2 separate regions of the Homo sapiens genome follow, and region 2 is linked to region 1. A link is a loop called in an ENCODE intact Hi-C map of the cell type or tissue named here. Cell type or tissue: heart left ventricle. All regions are shown on one strand. Each heading gives the region's core, and the rest is flanking DNA. Links, peaks and the distances in the headings are about the cores only. Region 1 overlaps PSMA8 (proteasome 20S subunit alpha 8). Region 2 holds the start of PSMA8 (proteasome 20S subunit alpha 8).

Evidence for each region. Peaks named below come from ENCODE experiments on the same cell type or tissue, not always from the same donor. Only the 100,000 strongest peaks of a DNase experiment are listed, where the experiment ranks them.
Region 2: a loop joins it to region 1, with 2.1 times the contacts of the local background. A loop is called at or near these places in 2 of 110 quality-filtered maps.

The regions. Positions count from the first base shown.
Region 1 is chr18:26,177,632-26,193,245 of GRCh38, reverse strand. PSMA8 (proteasome 20S subunit alpha 8) reads right to left here. Exons shown (of 7, transcript NM_001025096.2): 5 at 14,297-14,416; 6 at 14,116-14,178; 7 at 1-927. The coding sequence ends at 835. Among named protein-coding and RNA genes, the nearest start is that of TAF4B, 41 kb to the left of the region's middle. RefSeq lists enhancers at 1,591-1,670, 2,379-2,488. In heart left ventricle, for the core only: no CTCF peak of the experiment used is centred there; no DNase peak of the experiment used is centred there.
Region 2 is chr18:26,126,215-26,141,828 of GRCh38, reverse strand. PSMA8 (proteasome 20S subunit alpha 8) reads right to left here and starts at 7,960. Exons shown (of 7, transcript NM_001025096.2): 1 at 7,762-7,960. The coding sequence starts at 7,863. In heart left ventricle, for the core only: no CTCF peak of the experiment used is centred there; a DNase peak (open chromatin) is centred at 7,968; H3K4me3 peaks cover 628 bases.

The DNA.
Region 1 (15,614 bases), core at 4,986-12,985:
TTATATTTTTCTTGTTCCCCCAATAAGCCTTCCATAATACCAATCATAAAATACACACTCAGATATTTCATGGAATATGTAACAAACCGAACACACTGGACATACTTGAGATAAAATAAAAATCTAAACTAAAAGTGATATGTATTAATTTCTTTCCTTATTTTCATGTAGCATCCTGTTAAGATGCCCTTAGAAGCTCTTCCCATGCTTTAATTGCATGTTTGAATTCAGCCTATATTTGTTCCATGAACGAAACAATATATTGCAACTTGTAAAATGAAAAAGGTAAAATAAAAATAACGAAATATTGTAAAATGAAAAAGGTAAAATAAAAATAACAAAATATTGTAAAATGAAGAAGGCTCTGACAAAATTTTAAGAACTCATCAGTATAAGGATGCTTTTGTCATTCTTTGAGAAATGCAGCTCAATATTATATTTAGTTTATTTGGAATAGCTATGTCCTTAACTGACAGTCAATATTCAAACATCACCAAATTATTAAATTTTTTTAATTAAAAAATTTTTTAAAATTATATTTGCATATATGAAGGTAAGTAAGACACTGGACAAATTATAGAGTCTCAGGCTTATGTGGAATTATGACTGCTCTCAACAATTACTGAAATCCCCTTTCAAAGAAAATCTTCACATAAACCTATGTTTGACTATGTAATAGAATGAAGACAGCCACAGATCTGGCATTCTCAAAACATCACACAAGTACTGCATGTAATGCTGCAAAATAACTGTTTTCCTCTAAAATTTCACTAAACAACCTCAGGCAGTACAATAAAACAAAACATTAAGACCTCCCAGTGGTCATCCTAAGAATTAGACAGATTTCTTTGATTTTTTCTTCTCTGCTTCTTCCTTTTCCTTTTCTATTTCAGTTACATATAATTCAACTTCTTTTGCACTAAACATCTGAAAAGAGAAAAAAATTTAAAGATCAAATGTCAGTTATACGAATAATATGTAAATACAATATGAAGAATTCCAATATTTAATAAATTTATACTTTCTATGTACAACTTTATATTTTGTAACTTCAAATATACAATGAAGCATTTCAAGAGGTCTAAGAGCAATAACAATTATGGGCAAAACCAGATCTCTGACATTTCTACTATCACTGTGCTAAAAAAGAAAGCAGGACAAAAGGTGATATTGCGTTATATATCCTATATGTGCATATAACTCCAAAAACATTTTAATGCGAGGCTTAATTTTATTCATGAACAAAGACTCATTATTTAACTCTCCCAACTGCACCCTACTGTGTGATTCTCTGATAGGGTTTAATAATTTGATCAGTTTATAGAATAGCGAAATGAAATGGGAAAAGATAATTTATGCTACTTTATGTCTAAGTAGAAAGCAAAAAAGGTTTTATTTTTCTAAGAATTTGCAGTGTAGTTTGATTTTCTGTTGTACTGTTCACAAGTAGATCCAAGGTTACATGCTTGCGGCTATAAGACAGCAATTATTGGCCAAACCTGGTGACTCAGGCCTGTAATCCCAGCACTTTGGGAGGCCGAGGTGGGTGGATCAGTTGAGGTCAGGGGTTCGAGACCAGGCTGCCATTTTCTTTTTCTTTTTTTTTCAGACAGGGTCTCACCCTGTCGCCCAGGCTGGACTGCAGTGATGTGATTGCAACCTCTGCTGCCGGGTTCAAGCGATTCTCCCACCTCAGTCTCCTCAGTAGCTGGGACTACAGGTGTGTGCTACCACGCCTGACTGATTTTTGTTATTTTTAGTAGAGAGATTTGCATTTTCAGTACAGACAGGGTTTTGCCATGTTGGCCAGGCTGGTCTTGAACTCCTGACCTCAAGTGATCTGCCCGCCTCAGCCTCCCAAAGTGCTGGGATTACAGGCCTGAGCCACCGTGCCTGGCCAAGACAGCAATTATTAACTTCAGTGAAGTTAATACATTTATATACAAAAATCTAAATATAATGATCTTAATACTGAAAAGAGGTATCTATTAAATTGATAAATGAATGATCAACTTTATGGAAAGGCAAATTTTCAAAGATATTAGAGATGTAAAGGATTTTAGCTATTAGTCCATCACTAGAATTTACATATAAGAAAACATAGATTCACAAAGCTAAATTATATTTGGCCAAAGATTAAAGAAGGATTAAAGATTAGGTCTCTGATTCTTATTTCAACTCCAGAACTCTTTCCATTTCACCTATAAAGATGTGTGTCACAAAATCTGTATTTGTCAATAATCTACATAAAATATATTATTTGAACGTTTTATGAAATGAATTTACCCATCAAGCAATTACTAGGAGTTCCATGGGCTCTGAAAGTGGAAGAATATAATTCTTACCTGCTATTAAGGAGTCCACAGTTTAGTGGAAAAAAACTGGCATATAAATAGATCATTACAATACAAACCTGAATAAAGTGATGTGGTATTACTTGGGGAAGAAATAATTTCCTCCTTTGAAAAAGTGTCTTTCACTTTCTTTTTCCTTTTTGAGACCGGGTCTTGCTCTGCTGCCTACAGCTGAAGCACAGCGGCATGATCACAGCTCACTGCAACCTCTGCCTCCTGGGCTCAAGCCATCCTACCGCCTCAGCAACCGGAGTAGCTGGGGCTACAGATGTGAACCACCATGCCCAGCTAACTTTTGTATTTTTTGTAGAGACGGGGTTTCGCCATGTTGCCCAGGCTGGTCTCAAACTCCTGGGCTCAATCGATTTGCCTGTCTCGGCCTCCCAAAATGCTGGGATTACAGGCATGAGCCACTGCGCCCAGCCTCAAGAAGCCTTTTCAAAAAATTATTTTTAATTTTTATGAGTACATAGTAGGTATATATATTATGGGGTACATGAGATATTTTGATACAGGCATGTGATGCATAATAACCACATCATGGAGAATGGGGTATCCATCCCCTCAAGCATTTATCCTTTGTGTTACAAAAAATCCAATTATACTCTTTTAGTTATCTTAAAATGTACAATTAAATTGTTATTGACTATAGTTACCCTGTTGTGTTATCAAATACTAGGTCTTATAAATTCTATTTTTTTGTACCTATTAACCATCCCCACCTGCCCCTGCCCCCCACTACCCTTCCCAGCCTCTAGTAACCATCCTTCTACTCTGTATCTCCATGAGTTCAATTGTTTTGATTTTTAGATTCCACAAATGAGTAAAAACATGCAATGTCTGTCTTTCCATGCCTGCCTTATTTAACATAATGATCTCCAGTTCCATCCATGTTATTACAAATGACAGTATCTCATTATTTTTTTGGGGGCAGAACAGTACTTCATTGTGTGTAAGTATCACATTGTCTTCGTACATTCATCTGTTGATGGACCCTAAGGTTGCTTCCAAATCTTGGCTATTGTGAACAGTTCTGCAATTAACATGGGAGTGCAGCTATTTCTTCAATATACTGATTTCCTTTCTTTTGGGTATACACCCAGTAGTGGGATTGCTGGACCATATGTACTTTTATTTTATGTTTTTTGAGGAATCTCCAAACTATTCTTCATGGTGGTTGTACTAATTTACATTCCCACCAACAGTGTATGAGGGTTCCCTTTTCTCCATATCCTCACCAGCATTTGCTGTAGCTTGTCTATTAGATATAAGCCATTTTAACTGGGGTGAGATGATATTTTATTGTAGTTTTGATTTGCATTTCTCTGATGATCAATGATGTTGATCACCTTTTTTTTGGAGATGGGGTCTTGCTCTGTTGCCCAGGATGGAGTACAGTGGCACAATCATGGCTCACTGCAGCCTTGACCTCCCAGGTTCAAGTGATCCTCCCACCTCAGCTTCCCAAGTAGCTGGGACCACAGGAGCACACCACCACATCAGGCTAATTTTTAAATTATTATATTTGTAGAGACAAGGTCTCACTGTGTTGTCCAGGCTGGTCTGAAACTCCTAGGCTCAAGTGATCCTCCCGCCTTGGCCTCCCAAAGTGCTGGGATTACAAGCAAGAGCTCAGCCCAAGCACCTTTTTATATGCCTGTTTGCCATTTGTATGTCTTCTTTTGAGAAAAGAAGACATACAAATTCAAATCCTTCACCCATTTTTTGATCAGATTATTGTTTTTTCTCTTATAGAGTTGTCTGAGCTCCTTATACATTCTGGTTATTAAACCCTTGTCAGAAGGGTAAATTTGCAAATATTTTCTCCCATTCTGTGGGCTGTCACCTCACTTTGTTGATTGTTTCCTTTGCTGTGCAGAAGTTCTTTAACTTGATGTGATCCTATTTGTCCATTTTTGCTTTGGTTGCCTGTGTTTGTAGGGTACTACTCAAGAATATTTTGCGCAGACCAATGTCCTGGGGATTTTCTCCAATGTTTTTGTAGTAGTTTTATAGATTGAGGTCACAGGCTTAAGTCTTTAATCTATTCTTTTTTGATTTTTTATATATGGTGAGAGATAGGGGTTTAGTTTCATTCTTCTGCATATGGATATCCAGTTTTCCCAGCATCCTTTATTGAAGAAACTTTTTCCCAGTGTATGTTCTTAGCACCTCTGTCGAAAATGAGTTCACTATATATATGTGGATTTGTTTCTGGGATCTCCATTTTGTTTAATTAATCTATGTGTCTGTCTTTATGCCAGAACCATGCTGCTTTGGTTACCATAGCTCTGTAGCATAATTTGAAGTCAGGCAATATGATTCCTTCAGTTTTGTCCTTTTTGCTTAGGGCAGCTTTGGCTCTTCTGGGTCTTTTGAGGTTTTTATATAGATTTTATGATTTTTTTTTATATTTCTGTGAAGAATATCATTGGTATTTTGGCAGGGATTGCATTGAATCTGTAGATTACTTTGGGTAGTATGGACATTTTAAAAACATTGATTCTTCCAATCCATGAACATGGAACACCTTTCTATTTTTTTTTTTTTTGGTGTCCTTTTTTGATGTGGGCACTTATAGCTATAAACCTCCTTCTTTGTAATGCTTTCACTGTATTCCATATGTTTTGATATGTTAGGTTTTCATTATCACTTGTTTCAAGAAAATTTTCAATTTTTTTCTTAATTTCTTCATTGACTCACTGGTCATTCAGGAGCATATTGTTTAATTTCCATGTATTCGTATAGTTTCCAAAATTCCTCTAGTTACTGATTTCTAGTTTTTTTTTTCCACTGTGGTCAGAGATGATGCTTGATATTATTTCAATTTTTTGAATATTTTAAGGCTTATTTTGTGACCTAAATATGGTCTATCCTTGAAAATGGTCCATATGCTGAGGAGAATAATGCATATTCTGCAGCTGTTGGATGAAATGTTCTGTAAATATCTATTAGATACATTTGGTCTACAGTGCAGTTTAAGTCTGATGTTTCTTTGCTGATTTTCTGTCTGGAAGATCTGTCCAATGCTGAAAATGGGGTGTTGAAGACTCTAGCTATTATTGTATTGGAATCTATCTGGTTTTTTTTAGCTCTAATAATGTTTACTTTACATATCTAGGTTCTACAGTGTTGGGTGCATATATATTTAAGACTGTTATATCTTCTTGCTGAACTGACCCCTTTATCATTATATAGTGACCTTTTTTGTCTCTTCTTATAGTTTTTGCCTTGAAATCTATTTTGTCTGATATAAGTATAGTGACTCTGGCTCTTTTTTGGTTTCTATTGGCATGAAATATCTTTTTCCATCTCTTTTTTTCAGTCTATGTTTGTCTTTATAGGTGAAGTATGTTTTTCGTAGTCAACAGATCATTGGGTCTTTTTTTTTAAATCCATTCAGTCATTCTATATCTTTTGATTGGAGAGTTTAGTCCACTTACATTCAATGTTATTATTGATAAGTAAGAACTTATCCTCCTGCCTCAGTCTCCCCAAATGCTGGTATTACAGGTGTGAGCCACTGCTCAGACCTCACTTTTTTTGAAGCAGACTCTTGCTCTGTCGCCCAGGCTGGAGTGCAGTGGCATGATCTCAGCTCACTACGACCTCTGCCACCCTAGGCTCAAGTGATTCTCCTGCCTCAGCCCCCTGAGTAGCTGGGACAACAGGCGCACACCATCACACCCGGCTAATTTTTTGTATTTTTAGTAGAGATGGGTTTTCACCATGTTGGCCAGGCTAATCTCAAACTGCTGACCTCAGGTGATCTGGCCGCCTTGGCCTCCCAAAGTGCTGGGATTACAGGCATGAACCACGGTGCCCAGCCTGGTCCATCCTTTCATGGAAGAATCCTGGCATTAAATGAGAAAATGTTTTAAGTTCTACCTTTCTACTGATTCCTGGCCCCAAGTAGGTGTTTATATCTAACTTCCTAGGCTAGGGAGACAAGTATCCTTCTCCAGGGCAGTTTAATCCAAATGTTTACCTCTGGCTTTCAGTGTAGTATTCATTTTTGGTTCCTGGGGATTTTCTTTTAGTTCTTGCAGAAGCTCAGCTATGTCTTTAAAAAACTAGTTATATTTCATCTAGAATTGTCCTCATGTTTTACAGCAGAAGAGTTTTTATATTATCTAATCCAGCATAATGCCAGAAACTGAAGTTGTAGAAGTCTACTTATATACCTTAAGTCAAGCTATTTCCTGTCAAAGTGTTAAAATTTCAGCACATAGTCAGTGATTTAAGAAGTACATATGTAAAATTAAGAGATTTTATGTTTTTCATATTTAGTAAATACTATTTACTTCTTAGTAACTTAGATACAACTGGAATTGCCAAGGATAGGTCAGAGAATAACTAGAAAACCAGTCCACCTCTAAAATCAGCTTAAGAATAAGGGGTAGAGGCATCAAATAATAAAGGTTTACACTACTCAGTAAATTTCTTATATCTTATGTGTTTTTCTAATTTAATAATACAGTACTCATCATAACCATATGTGGAAAGGCTATTAATCCACAGATAAGAAAACAGAAACAGAGAAGTAATTTGTTTACACTGGGAAATGGTAGAGCTGGAATTTGAACTAGGGTAGCTCTAGAGCCTCACTTTGCGTTTTTTTTTTTTTTTTTTTTTTTTTTTTTGAGACAGAGTCTCCCTGTGTTGCCCAGGCTAGAGTGCAGTGGCGTGATCTCAGCTCACTGCAACCTCTGCCTCCCAGGTTCAAGTGATTCTCCTGCCTCAGCCTCCCAAGTAGCTGGGACTACAGGTGCCCTCCAACACACCCAGCTAATTTTTTTTTGTGTGTGTATTTTTAGTAGAGACGGGGTTTCACTATGTTGGCCAGGCTGATCTTGAACTCCTGACCTCGTGATCCACCCACTCGGTCTCCCAAAGGGCTGGGATTACAGGCATGAGCCACCATGCCCATCCAGAGCTCCATTTTTGATCACTTCACTGAACTGTATCCCACACAAAGATTTATCAAAATTGAGAATGCAATAGGATTTGTAATATTTTCATGTGGAGTCCATTAAAAATGAAAACAAATAAGTTATTCAAGATCCACAAATTAAAACTCTGTAAAGAAACAAAATTGAAACTATTTCTATATACATTGAAATTTGGCAAAACTGGTTTAAAACCAGACGCAAGTCTATTTTAAAATAATTTTCAATTAAGCAATTTCAGACTCTGAAGACATTTGAAAAACTTCCTAGAGAATACATTATGGTTGATTCCCCAAACATCCATTCTATATCAGTGCTTAACATTAGCCAACCAGCAAACAGAATCTTCTAGAGACTGTTCTAAGGATGTCTTCAGTCTTCCAATCAGATTGAAGGGAAGGACTTACATTCCAGAGTTAGGGAAGTTCTCCCTCTCCTATAAAAGGTTAACAGGAAAATAAATCATTCTGATTGCCTCTGGTGGTCATGAGAGGAATCAACCTTACTAGAACACACTAACTTTAGGATGAAGCCAATATTCAAAGTTGCAGAGTGGAGGGACAGGAAAAATCTAGATACATGAGAACATCGTTGTGTTGTTAAACACACTGTGTCTGGAGCAGGTTTATACTTTCATCTGTGAGAAAAAACGATTTCTTGTTCTTTAAGTCACTATGAGTTGGAGTTTTTTTGTTTTAACTTATAGACAAAAGCATTTGTTCTAACACATTAACCTCTGCTTAATTTCTCCTCAGGTCAATGGGAACTAATTTTTTTCCAAGGAGAATTTTCATTTTCAGTAGAAACAATTTTCAAATGTCTGCCAAAAACAACTTTTTTTTTTTTTTTTTTTTTGAGATGGAGTTTCGCTCTTGTTGCCCAGGCTGGAGTGCAATGGCATTATCTTGGCTCACTGTAACCTCTGTCTCCCGGTTCAAGCGATTCTCCTGCCTCAGCCCCCTGAATAGCTGAAATTACAGGCGCCAGCCACCACCCCTGGCTAATTTTTTGTATTTTTAGTAGAGATAGGGTTTTACCATGATGGCTAGGCTGGTCTCAAACTCCTAACCTCAGGTGATCCACCCGCCTTGGCCTCCCAAAGTACTGGGATTACATGCATGAGCCACTGTGCCCGGCTGCCAAAAACAACTTTTTTTTTTTTTTTTTTTGAGACAGAGTCTTGCTCTATCGCCTATGCTGGAGTGCAGTGGCGCTATCTCGACACATCGCAACCTTTGCTTCCTGAGTTCAAGTGATTCTCCTGCCTCAGCCTCCTGAGTAGCTGGGATTACAGGCACATGCCACCATGCCCGGCTAATTTTTTATATTTTTAGTGGAGATGGGGTTTCACTATGTTGGTCAGGCTGGTCTCGAACCCCTGACCTCAGGTGATCCACCCGCCTCAGCCTCCCAAAGTGCTGAGATTGCAAGCGTGAGCCACCGCGCCCGGCCAAAAACAACTTCTAATAGATCTTCAAAAACCAGGTGAGAAGGAATAGAGGAAGGAGAAAGAGTGCTTAGTATTACTACTGACAAACTCACTTCTCCTCATATTTTGGTGGCCTAAGATTACAGTGAAAGGTAAATTTTTTGTTTATAGTTGTAGAAAATGACAAGCTTTACATAACATTCTTTACGTTCTTTTTAAATTTTTCATCTAAGGTAAAAAGATACAGCTGCTTTAAGCCAGAATAAATGACTGAAACAGACTACATATTGATATTCTCTCTCTGTTTATGAATACACATACAGGCATACCTTGGAAAAATTGTGGATTTGGTTCAGGACCACAGCAGTAAGGCAAATATTGAGTCACATAAATGTTTTGGTTTCCCAGTGCATATTAAAGTTATGTTTACACTATACTGTAGTCTATTGAGTGTGCAATAGCCTTATGTCTAAAAAAATCAACATATCTTAATTTGAAAACACTTTATTGCTAAAAAATGCTAACAATCATGTAAGCCTCCAGCAAGTAGTAATCTTTTTGCTGGTGGGGTCTTGTCTTGATGATGGAGCTGACTCATCAGGGTAGTGGTTGCTGAAGGTTGAAGTGGCTGTGGGAATTTCTTAAAATAAGACAACAATGAGGTTTGCCACATTGATAGACTCTTCCTTTCCCAAAAGATTTCTCTATAGCATGAGATGCTGTTTGATAGCATTTTACTCACAATTGAACTTTTCAGAACTGGAGTCAATCCTCTCAAACCTTGTCACTGCTTTATTTATGTAACACTCTAAATGTTTTGTTGTTATTTCAACAATATTTACAGCATCATAACCAGGAGTAGATTTCATCCAAGAAACCACATTCTTTTCTCATCTTTAAGAAGCAACTCATCATCTGTTTTATCACAAGATTGCAGCAATTCAGTTGCATATTCAGGCTCCACTTCTAATTTTAGTTCTCTTGCTATTTGTACCACATCTGCAGTGACTTCCTCCACTAAAGTCTTGAACTCCTGAAAGTCATTCATAAGGGTTGGAATCAACTTATTCTAAACTCCTGTTAATGTTGATATTTTTGTTTGTTTGTTAATTTTTTTTTTTTTAGACGGAGTCTTGCTCTGTCACCCAGGCTGGACTGCAATGGTGCGATCTTGGCTCACGGCAACCTCTGCCTCCCAGGTTCAAGCGATTCTCCTGCCTTAGCCTCCTGAGTAGCTGGGATTACAGGTGCCCACCACCACGCCCAGCTAATTTTTGTATTTTCAGTAGAGACAGGGTTTCACCATATTGATCAGGCTGGTCTTAAACTCCTGACCTCAAGCAATCCACCCACCTTGGCCTCCCAAAGTGCTGGGATTACAAGCATGAGCCACCACGCCCGGCCTTTTTGTTTGTTTTTTTTGAGACAGAGTCTCGTTCTGCTGCCCTGTCTGGAGTGCGATAGCATGATCTTGGCTCATTGCAACCTCCAACTCCTGGGTTCAAGCAATTCTCCTGCCTCAGCCTCCTAAGTAGCTGGGATTACAGATTCCCCCCACCACACCCAGCTAATTTTTGTATTTGTGGTAGAGACGGGGTTTCACCATGTTGGCCAGGCTGGTCTTGAACTCCTGATCTCAAGTGATCCACCTGCCTCCGGCCTCCCAAAGTGCTGGGATTACAGGCATGAGCTACCGTGCCCAGCCAATGTTGGTAGAGACACAGTCTAACTATGTTGCCCAGGCTGATCTCAAACCTCTAGCCTCTAGCAATTCTTCTGCCTTGGCCTCCCAAAGTGTTGAGATTATAGGTGTGAGCCACTATGCCTGGCCATATTTCTTGAATAATAAGACTTGAAAGTCAAAATTACGCCTTGATGCATGTGCTGCAGAAAGATGTGTTAGCAGGCACGAAAACATTAATTTCCTTGTACATGTCCATCGGAGCTACTGGGTGACTAGGTGGACTGTGAATGAGCAGTAACATTTTGAAAGGAATCTTCTTTTTTTGAGTGTTAGGTCTCAGTAGTGGGCTTAAAATATTCAGTATACTATGCTATAAATAGATGTGCTGTCATCCATTGATTGTAAATGAGCACTGGCTTCTACTTAAAGTTACCAGCTGCATTATCCCCTAACAAGACAGTCCGTCCCTTGAAGCCAGGCAGTGAGGTGATTTCTCCTATCTCTAGCTATGAAAATTTTAGATGGTATCTTCTTCCAGCAGAAAGCTGTTTCATCTACATTGAAAATCTGTTGTTTAGTATAACCACCTTCACTGAAGATAAATGTCTTAGCTAGATCTTCTGGATAACTTGCTGCAGCTTCTCCATCAGTACTTGCTGCTTCACCTTGCACCTTTATGTTATGAAGGTGGCTTCTTTCCTTAAACCTCATGAACCAACCTCTGTTAGCTCCAGCCTTTTCTTCTTCCGCTTCCTCACCCCTCTCAGCCTTCACAGAATTGAAGAAAGTTAGGACTTTGCTCTGGATTAGGCTTTGGCTTAGAGGAATGTTGTGGCTGGTTTGATCTTCCAGCCAGGCCACTAAAACCTCCATATCAGTAACAAGACTGGTTTTTTTTTTTTTTTTCAGATGGCGTCTCACTCTGTTGCCCAGGCTGGAGTGCAGTGGTGCCATCTCAGCTCACTGCAACCTCCGCCTCTCAGGTTCAAGCGATTCTCCTGCCTCAGCCTGCCGAGTAGCTGGGATTACAGGTGCGTGCCACCACACGTGGCTAAATTTTGTATTTTTAGTAGAGACAGGTTTTGCCATGTTGGCCAGGTGCGTGCCACCACGCCTGGCCTGGCTGTTTCAGTTTCTTATCATTCACGTGTTCCCTTGCAGTAGCACTTTAAATTTCTTTAAGTACTTTTAATTTTCTTAAGTACTTTTCCTTTGCATTCACAATTTGAATAACTTGCACAAGAGGCCTAGCTTTCCACCTGTCTTGGCTTTTGACTGCCTTCCTCACTAAGCTTAACAATTCTAGTTTTTTTATTTAAAACTCATGTGACAGACATGAGACTCTTCCTTTCACTTGAACACTTAGAGGCCCTTATCGGGTTATTAATTGGCCTATTTTCAATATTGTTATGCCTCAGGCAATAGGAGGCCTGAGGAGAGGGAGAGACACAGGTAAATAGCTGGTCAGTGGAGCAGTCAGAACACATGCAACATTTATTGATTAAGTTCACTCAGTGTTTTTTATATGGATGCAGTTCATGGCACTCCAAAACAATTAGCACAGTAATATCAAAGATCATTGATCACAGATCACCGTTATATAATAATTACATTGTCACTATATTACACATATAATAATAATAATGAAAAAGTCTGAAATATTCTGAGAGTTATCAAAAATGTGACAGAGACACAAAGTAAGCACATGCTGTTGGACAAATGGAATTGACAGACTTGCTCAACACAGGGTTGCCACAAACCTGCAATCTGTAAAACACCATTTAACGAGCACTTACTATAAAAGGATACTACCATCTCACACCATTTCATTTACTTATCACAACGGCCCTTTGATGAAGGTATCGTTAGACTCATTTTATAGGGAAGAAAACTGAAAGCTGAAGATGAGAGCAATTTGCTCAAGGTCATGTTGTTAAACAAATGTATCTGCTGGAACTTAATCCTAGTCTACCAACTCCAAAGCATGTGTTCTATTCCCTACATAGCCTATCCTAAAGTATCATGTGGAAGACAGTATAACACTGCTGTCAGTAAGCATACCATTCTATCACTCAAAAGCAAAAATATGCATATAACTCTGTGTGTGTGTGTGTGTGTGTGTGTGTGTGTGTGTCTATTTTTATATGCATAGGTATATTATGGAGCAGAAGAGGCAAACTCTGGCCTCAGTGGTTTCTGTGCCCTTGTGGTGTTGCTGCATCTGTCCCTGGGCTCTTAGCAGCAGGGGTGACAAAAACCTGGATAATACCCATTTCCACACTCTGTGCTCAGCACTCTGTAATTTATGTGGGGCTCTGCAGGGGCAAGCTCCACTGTCTTGTCCCCATTTCTCTTATTTATTGAAACTTTGCTGCTGTCTTATCCTCATATCCCATCTGTTAGTTGAATAATAAAGGGTAGGAAATTGATGTCAAAGCAACCATGATGACAAAAACAAAAACAGAAACAAACAAACAAAAAACCCCAGTGCTCCAGATGGCACTAATTTTAACACTACTTGAAATATTTTCCTTAAAACCAAAGAAAAGATATATGTAAAACAATCTTCAAAATAATTTTTTTTGAGATGGAGTCTTGGTCTGTTGCCCAGATCACTGGCATAATCTCAGCTCACTGCAACTTCCGCCTCCCGGGTTGAAGTGATTCTCCTGCCTCAGCCTTCCAAGCAGCTGGGATCACAGGCGTCTGCCACCACGCCCAGCTATTTTTTTTGTATTTTTAGTAGAGACGGGGTTTCACTATGTTGGCCAGGCTAGTCTTGAACTCCTGACCTCAAGTGATCCATCCGCCTCAGCCTCCCAGAGTGCTGGGATTACAGGTGTGAGCCACCGCATCTGGCAACAATCCTTTTTTTTTTTTTAATTTAATTTTTAATTTTTTTTTTTCATAGAGATGGGGGTCTTGTTACCTTGCCAAGGCTGGTCTTGAACTCCTGACCTCAAGTGATCCTCCCACCTCAGTCTCTCGAGTAGCTGGGATTACAGGCGTACACTGCCATATTTGAGTATAAAACAATCCTTTAAGTATATTTCTTATATAGTTTCCCAAATTTTGAGTGCTTTTTTACAATCTCAGCTAAAGAGAGCTAGCTGGCAAACTATGTTGTACAGTTGGTTCTACCTAATGAACAATAGTGAACTACATTTCAAATGCTCTTTAGCCAGTGGGTCCTCTATCACAATATCCTGAACATTTTATTTTGTAGTCCAGCAGTTTTAACCCATAACGGCTGACAGACGTTATACATATAATAACATGAGACTTGCCACAAAGAAATATGGAAAGGTTATCGTGCTACGTATTAAAGTTTAAGTCTCACAAGACGCTCAAGGCACTTTCAAATGTAAAGTAATGGAAATACATAAAAATCAGTAGACAGGACGACTGCGGTGGCTCACAGTTGTAATCCCAGCACTGGAGGCCAAGGCGGGCTGATCGCTTGATTCTAGGAGTTAGAGGCCAGCCTGGGCAATGTGGTGAAATCCCGTCTCTATTTAAAAAAAAAAAAAAAACACAAAAAACAAACAAAAAACCGGTAGACGGTCAGAAATGAGTGGAGGTTATTTGACATTAATGAAGGATAACATTATATCGGAAGCCTAGAGGCCAACAACTTTTTAACTTTTGTCAAAATACTTTATACTACAGATACTTTTTCCTCTTTGGTTAATGACTTACCTTCAAAGGTTGATTTCTTCTTATTATAGCAAGTTCAATGTTTTTTCCACCAGACTGGACAACCTAATGTAGAACAAGTACACTATTAGAATTATTTCAGCAAATTTTGTGTTTAATAAACAAAAATGGATGAGGAAAAAAAATTCATGATTTCCTGAATATGCTTTATTAGATCACTTACTTCTAGCAAAGCTTTTATTGCTAACTTGATAGCTTCACTGTCACTTGCTATGGCATCTTCTGTGTAATTCTTTTCTAGAAATTCTCGAACAGTTTTAGCACTTCGGCCTATTGCATTTGCCTTGAAAAATAAAAGTTAATTTATTAATATCATTGCAGTAGGAATGAATTTATGGTTACTAAGTAAAGTTTAGAGGTTTGGAGTTTACTCCAGTATACCTTAATAAAATTACCAAATGAAAATTACAGATTTGAAAACATAGCAAACATTTCAGTAGCTCATTTGGTTACTATCAGAATAGTCTGTAATGGTGGCATGGTTTTTATTTTCCTTTTTTTGTTTGTTTTAGAGATGGGATCTCACTCTGTTGCCCAGGCTGGAGTGCAGTAGTGGCACAATTATAGCTCACTGCAGCTTTGATCTTCTGGGCTTAAGTGATTTTCCCACCTGAACCTCCTGAGTAGCTGGGACTACAGGTATGCATCACCACACTCAGCTGATTATTTTTTTGGTAGTCTTGCTATGTTGCCCAGGCTGTTCTCAAACTCCTGGCCTCAAGTGAGCCTCCTGTCTCAGCCTCTCAAAGTGTTGGGATTACAGGCGTGAGCCACAACATCTGGCCAACTTTTTCTTTTAAATATACCAATGCTTTGTCCTGGCTAACACTTTCTATTAATATAATGTCTCCCAAATCCTTGATAACCAGAAATTATTTTATTTATATATTCTTTTGAAACAGGGTCTCACTTTGTGGCCCAGGCTGGAGTGCAGTGGTATGATCACTGCTCACTGTAGCCTTGGCCTTCTGGGCTCAAGGTATCTTCCTACCTCAGACTCCCAAGTAGCTGGGACTATTGGTACGTGGCACCACACTTGGCTAATTTAAAAAAGAATTTTTTTTAGAGATAGGGTCTTGCTATGTTGCCCAGGTGGGTCTCGAACTCCTGGACTCATGTGATCCTCCCAGCTTGGCCTCCCAAAGTGCTGAGATTACAGGCATGAGCCACTGTGACTGGCTCAGAAAAGATTTTAAAAAGCTGAAACTTGAAAAGATGTGGAGAGGCAAGGAGCTATAACTTTACAATATGGCACAAAAAGAAGAAAGCAAAGAGAGGGGAAAAAAATGACATCAACATGAAGAAAGCTATTTACCTAAGTTGGGCTGAGCACTATTTTTGTAGATTTTAGAATAAGTATAGTGGTAACCTAATTGATTTGTTATCATCTTTGACTCTTAAGCAAGAAGGGCTTCTATTCCTTTCCTCTTTTCTTTGTTCTTTACACATTTTCATCAGATGAAGGAAAAATGCAAATGGAT
Region 2 (15,614 bases), core at 3,300-11,299, 50 kb after region 1:
TGTAGTTCCAGCTACTCAGGAGGCTGAGGTGGGAGAATCGCTTGAGCCTGGGAGTTCAAGGCAGTGAACCATGATCATGCCACTGCCTCTTTCTCAAAAAAAAAAAAAAAAAAAAGAAAAAAGAAAGAAACAGAAAAAAGAAAAAAAAGAACTACGCTTTTGTTCTTATTGTTCTTTCATTTCTTATCAGTTTATCCAAGTACCCTTTCTTAAACATTATATTTCAGATCAGCCATCCTCCCTCCCTATCCTATCCTCATCAAATGAACAAATGTTAAACTTTATAGGGAATATGCCTTCTCAACAAGCCATGGGATATTGTAACAATTTAACATATATTAGGACTAAAAGAAAAATCTCAAAATATTCTCACAATTGAAATAAATCAAGTTAAATTTATTGGTCACAAGACAACAATTTATAACTCTCATAAATAATTTTTGACTTAGTAAAGAAATTAAAAGTACCAATATAGACTAGAAAATGTTGATAATGAATATGTTAATATCAAAGTATTTTGAGTGTGGTCAAAATTATGTTCAGGAGAGAATTTATCATTTTATTTTTTTAATCAAGTAAGAAAAAATATTAAAAATGAATTAAGAAATCAGTAGGTACAAAAAGGGATAAAAATATTGCAGCTAAGCTTAAGGGGAAAAATAAGAAAAAAGCAAAAATTAATGGTTAGGGAGAAAACAACAAAACTGATAAATAATACCAAGATTTGGTTATTTTAAACAAATAATTAAAATGTATATCTCAGTTAATCTCATTAGGAAAGGGATAGAGTGAAAGAAATACATACAAGTGTGGAAAAGTAACAATTTTAAAAGTATAACCTTAAGTTAATAAATTTGAAAATCTGATTGAAAGATATTACGGAGTAGAAAAATTTAAAACTGGCCATGTTGATTCAAGAAAAGACAAAAAACTCTGTTTCACTAACAAACATGCAATAATTTCAGAAAAGAACTAATCCTCAAAAACAAGTGTCAGACCTAGAGGGTTCATGGATGAATTCTTGCTAATTTTGTTATGAGTAATTCCTGTGCTATTTAAATTATTCTATGATGCAGATGAAAGCGGGTATGTTCCTAACTCTTTAGTAAAATTATGTAATGATGTTAAAGTCTGGCAAATATAACATTTTCTAAATAAATAAAAGTACCAATAATTCCTCATTTATGAAAGCTGATGCCAAAATCTCAAAACAATATGACATCAGCAAGATGGCAGAATAGGAGTTTCCCATGCCCATGTCCCAGCAGAAATACCAATTTGTACTACTATGTGTGAAAATACTTCCTAAGAAAAGAATCCAGGTGAGAGACCAAAGCACAGAAATACGAAAAGACACTTTGAAGAGAGTGAGAAAGACAATTTGACATTATCCACATCACCTGTCCTTCAAGGCCCAGCAACACAGTGCAGAGAGAGATACCATCCATGTGTGGTAAGGAGAGTAACGTGGGTATCTGACTTTTCCATGGACCCCATGGATCCAAGCTCCAGGTCTGCTCCTGTGGACTCAGGTTCCAGGCCCACCCCAGTGAGCCCTGGTACAAGGCTGGCACCTGTGGTGCCAAGCCAGCCTGCCTGCTGACCTAGGCATCACGCCAGCCTGCCAAAGGACTCTAGTGGCAGGCCCACCCCAAATCTCTGGATGGGCTAACTGGTGAAGAACTTTTCCTGCTGAAGCTAATCTGAAGAGGTACTTACTTTTTCAAATGTGCAGACATCCATGCCAGGCCACAAGAATCGTGAACAATCAGAGAAACATGATACTACCAAAGGAAGAAAATAAAGTATGGAGATCTATGAATTTCTTGACAAAGAATTAAAAAGTAACAATCTTTTAAAAGCTCAGTAAGCTACAAGAGTACAGAGATAAACAAGCGAGATCAGGAAAACACTATGCGAACAAATTGAGAAGTTCAACGAACAGACAGAAACCTATGTTAGTCTCTTTTATCTTAATTTTAAGACCATTCCACTTTAATCCCACCTTTTTTCTTTCAAGCCCTTCAAGTCAAATATTGTCATCATCCCTCAGCCCACAACAACCTGGTTTCTATCCCTCTTCTCTCAGAGTTTAGTCAAGGTAATTACAAAGGTCATTAAGGTTCCTCAAGGTTCAGTTGTAGACTATCCTCGGCTTAGTCTATAGTCTATATTTAGTCTTATTGAACACAGAAGGGTACTCAAGAGTATGCATTTACTTGACCTTCAATATAGGTTTTTAACAGGGGAGAGAAACAATGCACTTCAAAATTATTATTTCCAGCCAAAATCAATCTCTTAAATTTCAAACATGTACTTTTCAGCTGCCTCACAGTCTCTGTTCAGGAATCGGGACACAGTTTAGCTAATTCCTCTGGCTCAGGGTCTCTCATAAGGCTGCAATCAAGTTGTCTACCAGTGCTGCATGCATCTCTAGGCTCAACTGGGGAAGGATCCATTTCCAAGCTCACTCGCATTGTTGTTGGCAAGATTCAGTTCCCCTGGGTTGTTGGACTAAGGATCTCAGTTCCCTACTAGATTTTGAACAAATGTTTCCCTCAGTTCCTTGCCTCATTGGGCCCTGCAGAGGGCAACTCAACACGGCAGCTGGGTTTCACCAGAGTAAGCAAGCAAAACAGCGAGTAAGGATGAATAAAATGAAGTCACCATTTCTTTGCAACCTAATCCCTGATGTGACATTCGTCATTTTCACCTATTCCATTCCTTAAAAGCAAGTCACTAAGTTCAGCCCACATCCAAGGGAGGAAGGTTATACAAGGGCATGACCACCACAAGGTGGGGATCACTGGAGGCCATTTTAAAGTCTGTCTGCTACAGTTTCCATAAGCATCTCAACCTCAGCAAGTCCAAAACAGTTATCTTCCCCCAAAACTTAGTGCTTACATTCTCTAAGTAAATGGCAGTACCATTTACTTAGCAGGCACATCCAGAAACAGGGACACCAACTTTTATTCCTCCTTCTTCTATACCTCTGTCAACACCATCCATATAACCATCAAATTGTAACAAGTATACTGCTTAATGTTTTTCTGGAATCCACCTTATTTTTACTTTCCCCCCAAGTCTAGTAAAAGCTAGTTATCATCTTTCATCTAGACTATTTCCACAGAATACTAACTGGTCTCCCTGTTTCTAGTCTTGATTTCATCCAATTCACTGACCATAGGTAGCCTGAGAAATATTTGGAAAATAAAATGAAGACCAAAAAAGAAGAAGAAGAAAATAAAGTCTGAATGTGGCATTCCTTTACTTAAAGCTTATAAAGGGACCATCTGTCACTAAGCAAATCAACACAGCACAGAGCTAGACATGAGACAAAAGGATCTAGGGACTTTAATATGTACTCTTTGCATATTGGCTTTTCACTTTCCTAATGTGGAAAGGCTTTCTCTGTACAGTAAAAACATGGCCACCAGGAACCTTGGACCCACATCCCAACAGTTCTCCCAGAGAATAAAAGCTACCTCTGTCTCTAGTCAGAAGAGTTGCTAAGGGTGAACTTATCATTGGCTAGATTTGAGTGACATGCTCATCACTGTGGCCAGGAAGATAGAAATTATGAATGATTCTACTTAGGTCATGTGAGTATCTCTGTTGTTGGACAAATGTAGTCTGTTAATAGAATGACAGAAGAGCAATAATCTGGAGACTGACAGTAGCCACATCAAAACACTTCAAGGTCTCTCATTCAGTATATCCTCACTTACATGGTTTAATGGCATTCCATGATCTGGCACCAGTTTCTAGCTTCATCTATTTCTATTTTTCCATTGCTTCAACAATTCTGAATGCCTTTCAGTTGACAGAACATAGCTGTCCTTTTCTACTTGCCTTCCCACAAGCTATTTCCTTTGTCAAAAATACTCTTCACTCTTTCCCCTTCCACTTCTTCACTTGACAGCCCCTCATCTTTCAGATGTCCACTTAAGTATTATTTCTTCAGAGGGACCTCCCCAACACCTGGGGTTCCTATAGTGCCTCATACTCTAATACTCATTCGGGTTTTCTTAGGACTATTTATGTAATTATCTAACTTTCCTGATAGATAGTAGGATCTCTAAGGACAGGGATCGAATCTATTTTGTATGTGATGCTATCTATCTTGTATGTGACCTAGCATCATGTTTAGCATATGTAAGTATTCAACAAAAATGTCTTGAAATAATAAATGAATGTGTGAGAAGCACCACAGACAAAATTTAAAAAAAAGAGAAAACAAAGAATAGTAAATAATAACTACAATTTGTTAAGTACTTTCTGTGAACTAGATTCTGTTTAAGATGCTTCACATGCATTATTACCTCATTCAACTTTCACATCAACTCTCTGAAGCAAGTGCAATTTTTTTTTGAGACAGATTCTCACTCTGTCACTCAGGCTGGAGTACACTGGTGCAATCTCAGCTCATGCAACCTCTGCTTCCTCGGTTCAAGCAATTCTCCTGCCTCAGTCTCCCAAGTAGCTGGGAATACAGGCACACACCACCATGCTCAGCTAATTTTTTGTATTTTTAGTAGAGATGGGGCATCACCATGTTGGCCAGGCTGGTCTCAAACTCCTGACCTCCAGTGATCCACTCACCTCAGCCTCCCAAAGTGCTAGCATTACAGGCATCAGCCACCACGCCCAGCCACAAGTGCTATTTTGATGCCTCTTTTACTATTACAGAAACTGAAGCTTAGTGAAGTTAATTGCCTTAAGTGATACATATCTGATTTCTACATTCATGATAATGGAAGCTAATTAATATACAAACATTTATTGAACAAATTTCATGCTACAATGCAAGGAGCAGGGGCTTTAGAACTAGAAAAAAATAATTATAAATATGGGTTCCATCACTCTCCAGCTGGGTACTTTCAGCAAGCTATAAATGCTTCTGAATCACAGTTTCACACATAATAAAAGGGGATTAAACACTGTCCCTAATGTTAGATAATATACACAAAATGCCTGGTTAAAGTATTTCTTAAATGTTAGTTACTGCCTTCCTAGCCCCTCTACTGTATATTGTGCAGTAGAAATAGAAAAATGAATTATACCATCTAGATCCTCAGAGATCTTACTATCCAGTTGGTGTGAGATTATTAAATATACCTGAAATTAAAGAAAATATCAGGTCAAATAGTAAATACTGTACAATATTCTGTGGTACAGATTATAAATTCAGAAAAGACAAAGATCCAAGATGACTGGAGTGGATCAGAGAAGGCTTCATTATAGAGGACAAGTGTGCAGAGATTGTTAAAGGATAAATAAGATGCAGAGCAGCAGAAAGAAAGGTGTTTTCCCCTTTCCTCTCTCCCCTTTCTGTAGGCAGAAACACATATTAGTGAAACCAAGAAGCTGCCTCCTAAATTAAGAGGGTGGATAGGATTATGGAAGACTTTGATGGCTACATTGTGGAGCTGAGATTTGATAAAGTAGGAAATACAGAGCTAATAACAGTTTGGGGTCACAGAAAGGACAAAATGAGGAATGATAATAAATCTTATCGTTTTCATGGGAATATTGTGAAGGATTCATTTCTTTTCCCTAAGAAGAAAGGTATTACTTCTCCAAAATGTTATTTAAACAAATTTGCATTTACAGAAAAGGGAACTGAAGCAAAAAGAAAACAAGCCTCTTGTCTCCTTTCATGCTATAAGATAATCATCAACAAGGAAGTAGAACACAAAGCCTTTAATTGTGGCCCATATAATTTTTATATTACTAAATAGTATCACATCTACATACTGGTCAAAACTGGTCAACCTTGGCTTATTTGTAACTCATAATATCAATTTTCACTTCTAGACAGAATATTTTGTGACATATTTTAATAATCAAGTGCCATTAAAAAACTTTACCCTATGTAAAAGGTCACAGCACCCTCAAGGAAACACAATGAATAACTCCATGCAAACATGCAAATTATAATTTCAGAATTCTGAGACAAAAGTGTCTCATTCTTCCAATGTATCTTTAAAAATGCCCACTATAGGTATTTTTATATCCTTACCCTTTTACCGCTTATTACAAAGGAACCATCAATCAGTTCTACAGCACTCTTAAAACATGTTAAATGAGCCAATGTGGTTTCTTATTACACCCTAGTCTTCTCCTATTACTCCCTTTATTTTAGGCTCTAAAACTTGGCCATTAGTTTCTAACCATATGCTACATGCTATGCTGGGGATTATATAACTTTTTGTTTTTATCAAAATGGTACCCTTTTGGTTTAAGCTACATCAGGCTTTCCTTAAATTTATAATTCTAAAAAAATTACTTGCAAAACAGAAGCAAAACTAGTGGGCCCAATTAAATAGAAAAATACTTTTAAAACGATTCTTCTTCTAGTGTTTTTTTTTTACCACTTACATCTGTTAGATTTATAATGAAAGTGAATTATTTCCTTCTTTAACAAAGAAAGTCAGAAAATATAGACACTGCTAGACTTAGAAACGTACTGTGTATTCTCATAGCTACTGTCTCAATTTCCAAAGTACACAACAAACATGCTCATGAAATTGAGAGAATAAAAATATCCGATCCTTTGAATTCATAGGCTAGGCCTTAGAAGATTTGGGGTAATAGATCTTGTGTCACTAGGGCACTTTTGTCCTCTTTAATTTTTATAAATCACTAAAATTATTGAACGTAGTTAAAACTTGGCAGCAGTATTACTCCTACCCTGAGTATTTTTTAAGTTTTTCAGTAATGTGGATACATAAATCTAAGGTAGGGTGTAATCTCTCAAGGAACTTCCAGCATTATTTTTTAAGTGGCCAAAAAAGTGGAAGTTCTTGGACTTTTGAGCCTCTACAAGGCTGGGAAATATTGGGACAATTTTGGGATTTTTTTTTTTTTTCCCGAGACGGAGTTTCGCTTTTGTTGCCCAGGCTGGAGTGCAATGGCACGATCTCGGCTCACCGCAACCTCTGCCTCCCAGGTTCAAGCGATTCTCCCGCCTCAGCCTCCCGAGTAGCTGGGATTACAGGCATGCGCCACCACGCCTGGCTAATTTTGTATTTTTAGTAGAGACGGAGTTTCTCCATGTTGGTCAGGCTGGTCTCAAACTCCCGACCTCAGGTGATCCGCCCTCCTGGGCCTTCCAAAGTGCTGGGATTACAGGTGTGAGCCACTGCGCCCAGCAATTTTGGGATATTTTTAACGCGTGTGTTTGAACTGTGTTTTTAATCATTTCTTCATCAACAAAAGTTTAATTTTATATTGATTTAGTCCGTATTTGGGGAGCAGGTGTGGCCAACTTTTATTTTTTATTGTAACTGTTATTAAAAAACAGTTCCCAACATGAAGCAACTGTTAACTTTTCCAGGGGTCTCTGAACTACCAAGGAACTGGACCACGAGCGTTCAATAGGTAGGCTGTTACAGATTAGAAGCTTTCCCTATTGTCAATCACATCATTAACGTCCCTACACACACACACACACACACAGAGACACACACACACACACACACACACCCACACACACACCCTAGTTTTGCGTCTGTAGCTACCATGAAACAGAGGCAGTTGAACAGCAGAGATAGGGGAAATCTACTAACTTTTACTCTGCCCACTTCCGGCCCAAATCTAGAAGTCTGTCTCCCTAAATAAAAAGAACAAAGTAATTTTCACAAGTGTGGGAATCTCCTCTCTTGAGCTCCTAGGATGGAAAGGTGGGCTGGGGCAGCAGGGTAACGATGGCCTGACAGGTCAGAGCGGGGAATAGTCCGGTAATAGTTGCTTCCTCACCGCGGTGGATCCTTTCTTCACCGCTTCCTGGGCATATTCAACTTGAAAAAGGTGTCCGTCTGGGGAGAAGACAGTGATCGCCCTGTCATATCGAGACGCCATCGCACAGGACTACAAGGGCTTGCCACCGAGCTTCCCGCTGCTGCAGCTGAGGCAAGCGGGGAGCCGCCGCCAACACAGCGTGCTACCGCCCGGAAGCGCTTCCACACGCGCCTCAAGCTGCCTCCCGGAAGTCCCCGCGCCCGCGCTTCGGCTGCTTCACGGAAGTCCTTGCTCCTTTGGCTGCCTGCGGATGTCCTCGCGCTTGCCAGCCTTTGTCACCCAAGCAGTGCCTGTGAGTTGACGGCATTCTTCCCTTACCCTTCATGTCTGACGCATAGCGCATATCTCCATTTCCCCACTACCGTGTTGCCCCAGGGATGGTGTCACGGCACTCGAGTTATAAAAATAATATCAAAGATTAGGGCTTAAAAATGAGGTCTTCAAATATCAGATATTTTTGTTATCGCATACATGTTGGAGAAACTGTGGTAAGTTAAATATCAGTCCCTTCCCTTTGGTTTCAAATTCTAAATTTCCTACTTTTTCTTTCTCTCTCTCAGGTTAACTCTTGTTATTTGAACCGAAGGAAAGAAAGCAAACTTCAAAATATTGTTGCTTCTGATATTTTCTGCCTTGTGAGCAAAATAGAGCAGATGAGCAAATGGTCCGTTAAATAAAGCAAATAGTCCATCAAACTAAGCTAATGATGAGAATTAAGATAATGTTCTTTTTTTTGTTTTGTTTTGTTTTTTGTTTTTTGAGACGGAGTCTCGCTCTGTCGCCCAGGCTGGAGTGCAGTGGTGCAATCTCGGCTCACTGCAAGCTCCACCTCCCGGGTTCACGCCATTCTCCTGCCTCAGCCTCCGGAGCAGCTGGGACTACAGGCGCCCGCCACCACGCCCGGCTAATTTTTTATATTTTTAGTAGAGACTGGGTTTCACCGTGTTAGCCAGGATGGTCTTGATCTCCTGACCTCGTGATCCGCCTGCCTCGGCCTCCCAAAGTGCTGGGATTACAGGCGTGAGCCACCGCGCCCGGCCCAGATAATATTCTTTTAATTGGAGAAATTTTGTAAAAGCCCAAAGTATGAGACTTAAAAGATGTCTGGAAATTTAGCTATAGCAGAAACTCTTTACAACTTGCTACATTACTAACTATGAAACAACTCTGTCGCTTTCTCCTTATCAATAAAATGGGAATATTAAAAAATCTGCAGCAGAGTATTCTGAGCTTAATATGTGTTTATGGGCATAATTACATAAAATGGTGCCTGGTGGGCAGTAATAGCCAGGTAAGTTTAGCTATTATTGCTTTCCATGTGTTGTTTAATATATGCAGTTTTCCACTGGGGAGGATCTTAAAGTTGGTGAAATCAACTTTAACCAAAAAAAAGAAAAAAAGAATAATTTCCTCAAAAGAGGAAAAATTTGATTCCCTGAATTCCAAATACTTAAATCAGAATTTTAATTGACTTAAACAATTTATTTAATTATTAATACTTTTTTTTTTAACGTAGGGACTTGGTTTCCCTATGTTGCCCAGGCTGGTCTCAAACTCCTGGTCTCAAGCAATCCTCCTGCCTTGGCATCCGAAAGTACTGCGATTACAGGTGTGAGCCACCACACCTGGCCTTTAGTTGACTCTTGAAGCAGTTTGTACTTATTGCCCCTCCATTGCTTTTCTTCAGTATTACAGTCTTGACAAGTTTGGTTTGACTGCAAAAAACCAGTAATTCCTAATGAAAACAATTCACTCTAACTGGTTACTTTACATTATTATGATAAACCAACATTTGTCCAAAGTGGTTTCTTGAGAAGTGTTTTGGTGTACTCGTTAAATTATGTTTCCTTTTTATTTTGAAATAGTTATAGATTGACAGGAAGTTTCAAATACGGTAAGAAGAGGTCTCCTATATCCTTCACCCCATTTCCTCCAATGGTAATATTTTATGTACGTATAATATGGTAACAAAACCAGGAAACTGACATTGGTGTAATGCACAGAGTTTTTTCAGATTTTGCCAGTTTTATATACACACCTGTGTGTATGTGGCGGGGAGGCCTATGCAATTTATCATGTATAGATTGGTATAATGACTATCATAATCAAGATACAGAGCTGTTTCACAACCACAAAGATCTGTGGCGTTGACTTGCAAGACATACCCATCTCTCTCTCCCTCTACCATCCCTGGCAACTACTAATCTGTTGTCCATCTCTATAATTTTGCCATTTCAAAAATTTTACATAAATGGAATCATACCTGATGTAAGTTTTTAGTGACTTTTTATTTTCTAAATAATTATAGACTCACAGAAATTTGACAGGACAGTACAGAATGGCCCCTCATACCCTACACTTAGTTTCTGCAATTTGTTACATCTGATACAGTAAAAAACCAGGAAACTGACTTTGGTATAGAGCATGTTTATACCATTAGAAGGCGTTTTGTAAATGTCACACTGTATGATAGTATACACTTCAGAAATATGATAGCGTTAAAATGTTGACAAAGTTTAATTAACACATTCAGATTTAACATCCTCACTAAAATATAACAACAGCTGTGTACCTTTGGGTAGGTATATTTCACTTCACTAAAACTCAGTTTTCTGACCTGCAAAATGGTGATAATACTTATCTTCACAAGATTGTAGTGAAGAACAAATGAAATAGTCCATTAATGCACCCATGGCTGTGCCTGACACAGAGTAACGACTTAAAAAAATGTTAACTATTGTTATTTATCATTAAGTTCATGAAAAAGTAAAGATTACTCTGTAAGAGAGAAATTAGGAAAAGTAAAAATGTAGCATGAACTCATTTATACTTTTAAAAATGTGTATTTTTAAAAATATGTGTATCCAAATGTATAAAGAGTGAAAGTACTTACCCCAAATTTATAAAAGTGCATTTCTTTGCAGGAGGCCAGGAATTAGAAAATGGGACGACATGGTAGGGACAGAGAAGTTACCATTTTAAACTTTGTATCTGTATTATTTTAATTTTTTTTTACCACAAGCATTGTTTATTTTTATAGTTAACAAAAACCATAAGAAACAGTTTAATGCCTAGAAGCTGCAAGCGATTGCAGTTTTGATAGTTTGGACCAAATCTCCCATTGAAAACAACTAGAAATACTTGTCTAAGATATATTTTTTAAATGTATATGCTGACTGTAAAGAACTAACAAGGAATGAGGGTTTGTGGTGCCAAGATAAAGAAAAGTAGGAAAACCCGGAAGGTTAAGTGAGGAGTAAAGCAGACCTTTCATAGACCTTTGGAATTCAAAGCCTATTATGGTATAGGGGTGATGGTAAATGTCTAAGTTTTTGTTTAGAACCCAAAGAGCCACAGCCCAGAAGTAGGATTGAACCAAAAATAGATCTATTCTACACTTGGCTGTGGTCTCTGCACAGATCAGCCTCTACTCACTTATGCACCTTGCTCTGCTTCTTCTCTGACCACGTGTGACAAACCCAGTATGGCTGAGATTGATAAATTCAGTAAGTAAAAATTGAAGAGAACAAAAACAAGACTAAAATCCACTGCCTTCCAAAGAAATGATTATACAGGAGAGACAATTATGCAAATAGTAATGAGGACTGTGCTGCCAATATACGCTACATCCCACAAGCATTGCCTTCTTATTTTACTCCTTTTAGCTGTTTTATTTTATAAGATGCAGAGAAGTGGGATTGAGTTTAAATGACTGTGCTACTACTCTTCACATCAAAGAATCAAGAACTATTGAAAACAAAGTCTATACCTGCCTCTCCTATCTGCCTGTCTGACTGGCAGGGAGCAAAATGAACTTCCTTCAGTATTGGTGAAGGAAGAAGCAGGGTGGGATGATGTTGAAATCTAGAGTAAAAACTGTCCAAGGTGTCCTGTAATGCTGAAAAATGCAGTTTAATCAGAGTGCCTTTAAAAAATGATTTTAGTTATTGGTATACACAATTTCTTAAATAAAATTTAGCCTCTTCGAAAAAAAAAATAGACCTATTCTCATGGGGACTAATAATACCCAGTTTTAAATAATCTCAATCCATAATTGGAATAAAGCCGTAGTTTTCAAACTGTGGCCCACACATTTTTGGAGGTACTCAAAAACCTTTCAAGGGATTGACAATGACAAAACTATAGTAAAAATATTAAGACGGTACTTGCCCTTTTCACTGTGCGGATATTTGCATTGACAGTGCAAAAGCAATGATGGGTAAAGCTACTGAAACCTTAATATAACTCAAGGCAGTAGCATTAAACTTATTCTATGGGTTCAGTATTCCTTATCCAAAATGCTTGGGACCAGAAATGTTTCAGATTTTGGATTTTTTACATATTTTGGAATAATTGTATATACATAATGAAATATATTGGGAATAAGACCCAAGTTTAAACACAAAATTCATTTTTTATTATGCTTTATAAACATAGCTTGAAGGTAATTTTATAAAATATTTTAAAATAATTTTGTGCATAAAACAAATGTTGTGTATATTGAGCCATAAGAAAGCAAAGATGTCATTATTTCAGACTGGACAATCTGGTTGTTTGACACCCCCAGCATTCCTGACTGAATTTATATGCTACTGATGAGCAATCATTTTCTTACACGTATTCACATAAAAGTAATTAACAATAAACAATATGACATACCATTAATACAGTGAAAAAATAATGCTTTCAGGGCAATGAATCAGCACAGTATCATTACCAGAATGCCCATTAGTTGTCAAACAACAGCAACAACAAACAACAACAGGCTTTCAATCTCCACCTGCTATGCTCTGATTTGACTGAAAGGTTACAGTGCACTATAATTTTTTTTTTTTAAGTGAGAAGAAACGTCAGAAGCAGTTCAGGGACCAGGAAGTGGGTCCTCTAGGAATAAGGAGGCATTCTGCTGGATGCTTTTTAAAAAGGTTTCCTCCAGAGTCATCTGCCTCATTAATAACTGTTTTTGTGTTAGAAGTCTCTCTTTGATTTTATAAACGGACATGACTTCTTGTTCTGTTATGAATGCATCTGCTTTAGTTCTTCAATAAGCCCATTACACATTTTCACCATGTTGTCTACAGGCACTTTTTCTTTAGTGTTAACGACATCACCTTCTTCGTCACTGTTATCACAGTCACCTTGATTCAGAACCATTTAGCATTTATCATTAGCCAATGAATGAATATCTGGAGCCTCGTTATCAATGTTAAAAACTTCTTTGATATCCACTTCTTCCAGCTAAGTGACTGTATTAGGCTGTTCTTGCATTGCTATAAAGAAATACCCGAGCAGGATAATTTATAAAGAAAAGAGGTTTAATTGGCCTAGGTTCTGTGTAGGAAACTGTATTAGGATTCTCTAGAGGGACAGAACTAATACATATATATTATATATATATATATATATATATATATATATATATATATATATATATAAAACATATATATGTATATGTGTATATATATGTATATATGAGTTTATTAAGTATTAACTCACATGATCACAAGGTCCCACAATAGGCCATCTGCAGGCTGACGAGCAAGGAGAGCCAGTATGAGTTCCAGAACTGAAGAACTTGAAGTCTGATGTTCAAGAACAGGAGGCATCCAGCATGGGAGAAAGATGTAGGCTGGGAGGCTAGGCCAGTTCCTCTTTTCACATTTTTCTGCCTGCTTAGCTTATATTCTAGCCACGCTGGCAGGTGATTAGATTGTACCCATCCAGATTAAGGGTGGGTCTGCCTTTCCCAACCCACTGACTCAAATGTTAACCTCCTTTGGCAACACCCTCACAGACACACCCAGGATCAATACTTTGTATCCTTCAATCCAATTAAGTTGACACTCAGTATTAACCATCACAGAAGCATAACAGCTTCTGCTTCTGGGGAGGCCTGAGGAAGCTTCCAATCATGGTGACAGGCAGAGGAGGAGCAGGCGTCTCACATAAGAAGAGCAGGGGCAAGAGAGAGTGAGGAGGGAGGTGCCACACACTTTTAAATGACTAGATCTCGTGAGAACTCGCTGTCATGAGAGCAGCACCTAGGGGATGGTGCTAAACTATTCATGAAGGAGCCACCCTCATGATTCAGTCGCCTCCCACCAGGCCCCACCTCCAAATTACGATTTGACATGAGATTTGGCTGGGACACAGATCCAAACCATACCAGTGATGGACTCTGAAGTTGTATTTTTGCATATCTAAGGAGGGCAGATGTCATTTTTTTCCTCACTTGACATATGAAATCCTTCAAAGTCACTATTTTGTTCATCATCATGACTGAACATAGCCACAGGCCACAGGTTGTGCCAGGCATGCACAACTGTGTCTTCAGTTACTGTTCCTAGCATCGGCAACAGCGTGTATGGCATCCTTTATGCTAAACTCCTTTGAAAACCTTCCTAACCCATGACTCTGTTCACTGCTGCTGGCATGCTGCTCAAGTAAGTGTTTTTAAAATATGTATATTTCACTGGTCTAAGGATACCCTGGTCAAATGGCTGAATTAATGAAGTCACATTTGCAGGAAAATACATAGCATAAATACTATTATTATTACTATGTTTTTTGAGACAGAGTCTCTGTTGTCCAGGCTGGAGTGAAGTGGCGCAATTTCAGCTCACTGCAACCTCCACCTCCCGGGTTCAAGTGATTCTCCTGCTGCCTCAGCCTCTCAGATAGCTGTGATTACAGGCATGCACCACTATGCCGGGCTAATTTTTGTATTTTTAGTAGAGACGAGGTTTCGCCATATTGGCCAGGCTGGTCTTGATCTCCTGACCTCAGGCGATCTACCTGCCTTGGCCTCTCAAACTGCTGGGATTACAGGTGTGAGCCACTGCGCCTGGCTATACATATTTTTTAAGAGAATTTCAACTGGAGGATGAGCAGAACTGTTGTCAAAGAGTAAAAAAACTTTCAGTTGTCATTCAGTGTAGTTTGCCTGCAGTGAGCATGAGCTGCTGGTACAAAATGTTTGTAAAACCAATCTGAAGAGATGTCTCTGGTGATCCATGACTTTTTCTTAGCATAATAATGGACTGGTAAGAGTTCACTCCTTGAAAACAGCAAGAATGCAAGTTTTTGTCTATCACGTCAAGTTTATATTTATATATGTCTGCTACATTAGCACATCCCAACACAGTTATTCGTCCTTGACATCCTTAATTCTTTTAGGGGCTGTTTCATCAGCTATAGTCAGGTTCTTTCTGGTGCAGTAATGCCAAAACAATGATGTTTTATCAGCATTATAGACTTGTTCTGGGATAAGATTTTCATCAGCAGTAACTCTGGGATAAGATTTTTATCAGCAATGACTTTGGCAAAGTTGTGAATGATTTTTTCCACTGCTTTGTGGTCATCAGATACTTTATCACCACAGAGCTTTAAAATTTTAATGCCATGTTGTTTCTTAAATTTCTGCAACCAGCTTGTTGAGTATTCACAGTCCTCCTCAGTTTTCAGTTCATCATGATAGATCTTTGCTTGTTTCCTGATCAGTATACCATTAAGAGGCATGTGTTTACTGCCACACCAGTGGATCCACTCTTTCAATACATAATTGTGATCCTCATTTTTAGCTTTATGTAGCGTTTTTCTATTTTTGTTTAACTTCTGTTAATCATTTTCAGCATAAAACCTCAACAGTTTATTTTTCTGTTTCTTCAGGTTATAGATAGTGGTCATTCCAACACCATACTCTTGTAATTCATTTAACACTTACACAGCTGTCCAGTTTTTCCAACGGTTTGACTTTTTATGCTATAGATAAACATAAATGCTTTCTTTTCTTTAATCACTGTTACCCATAG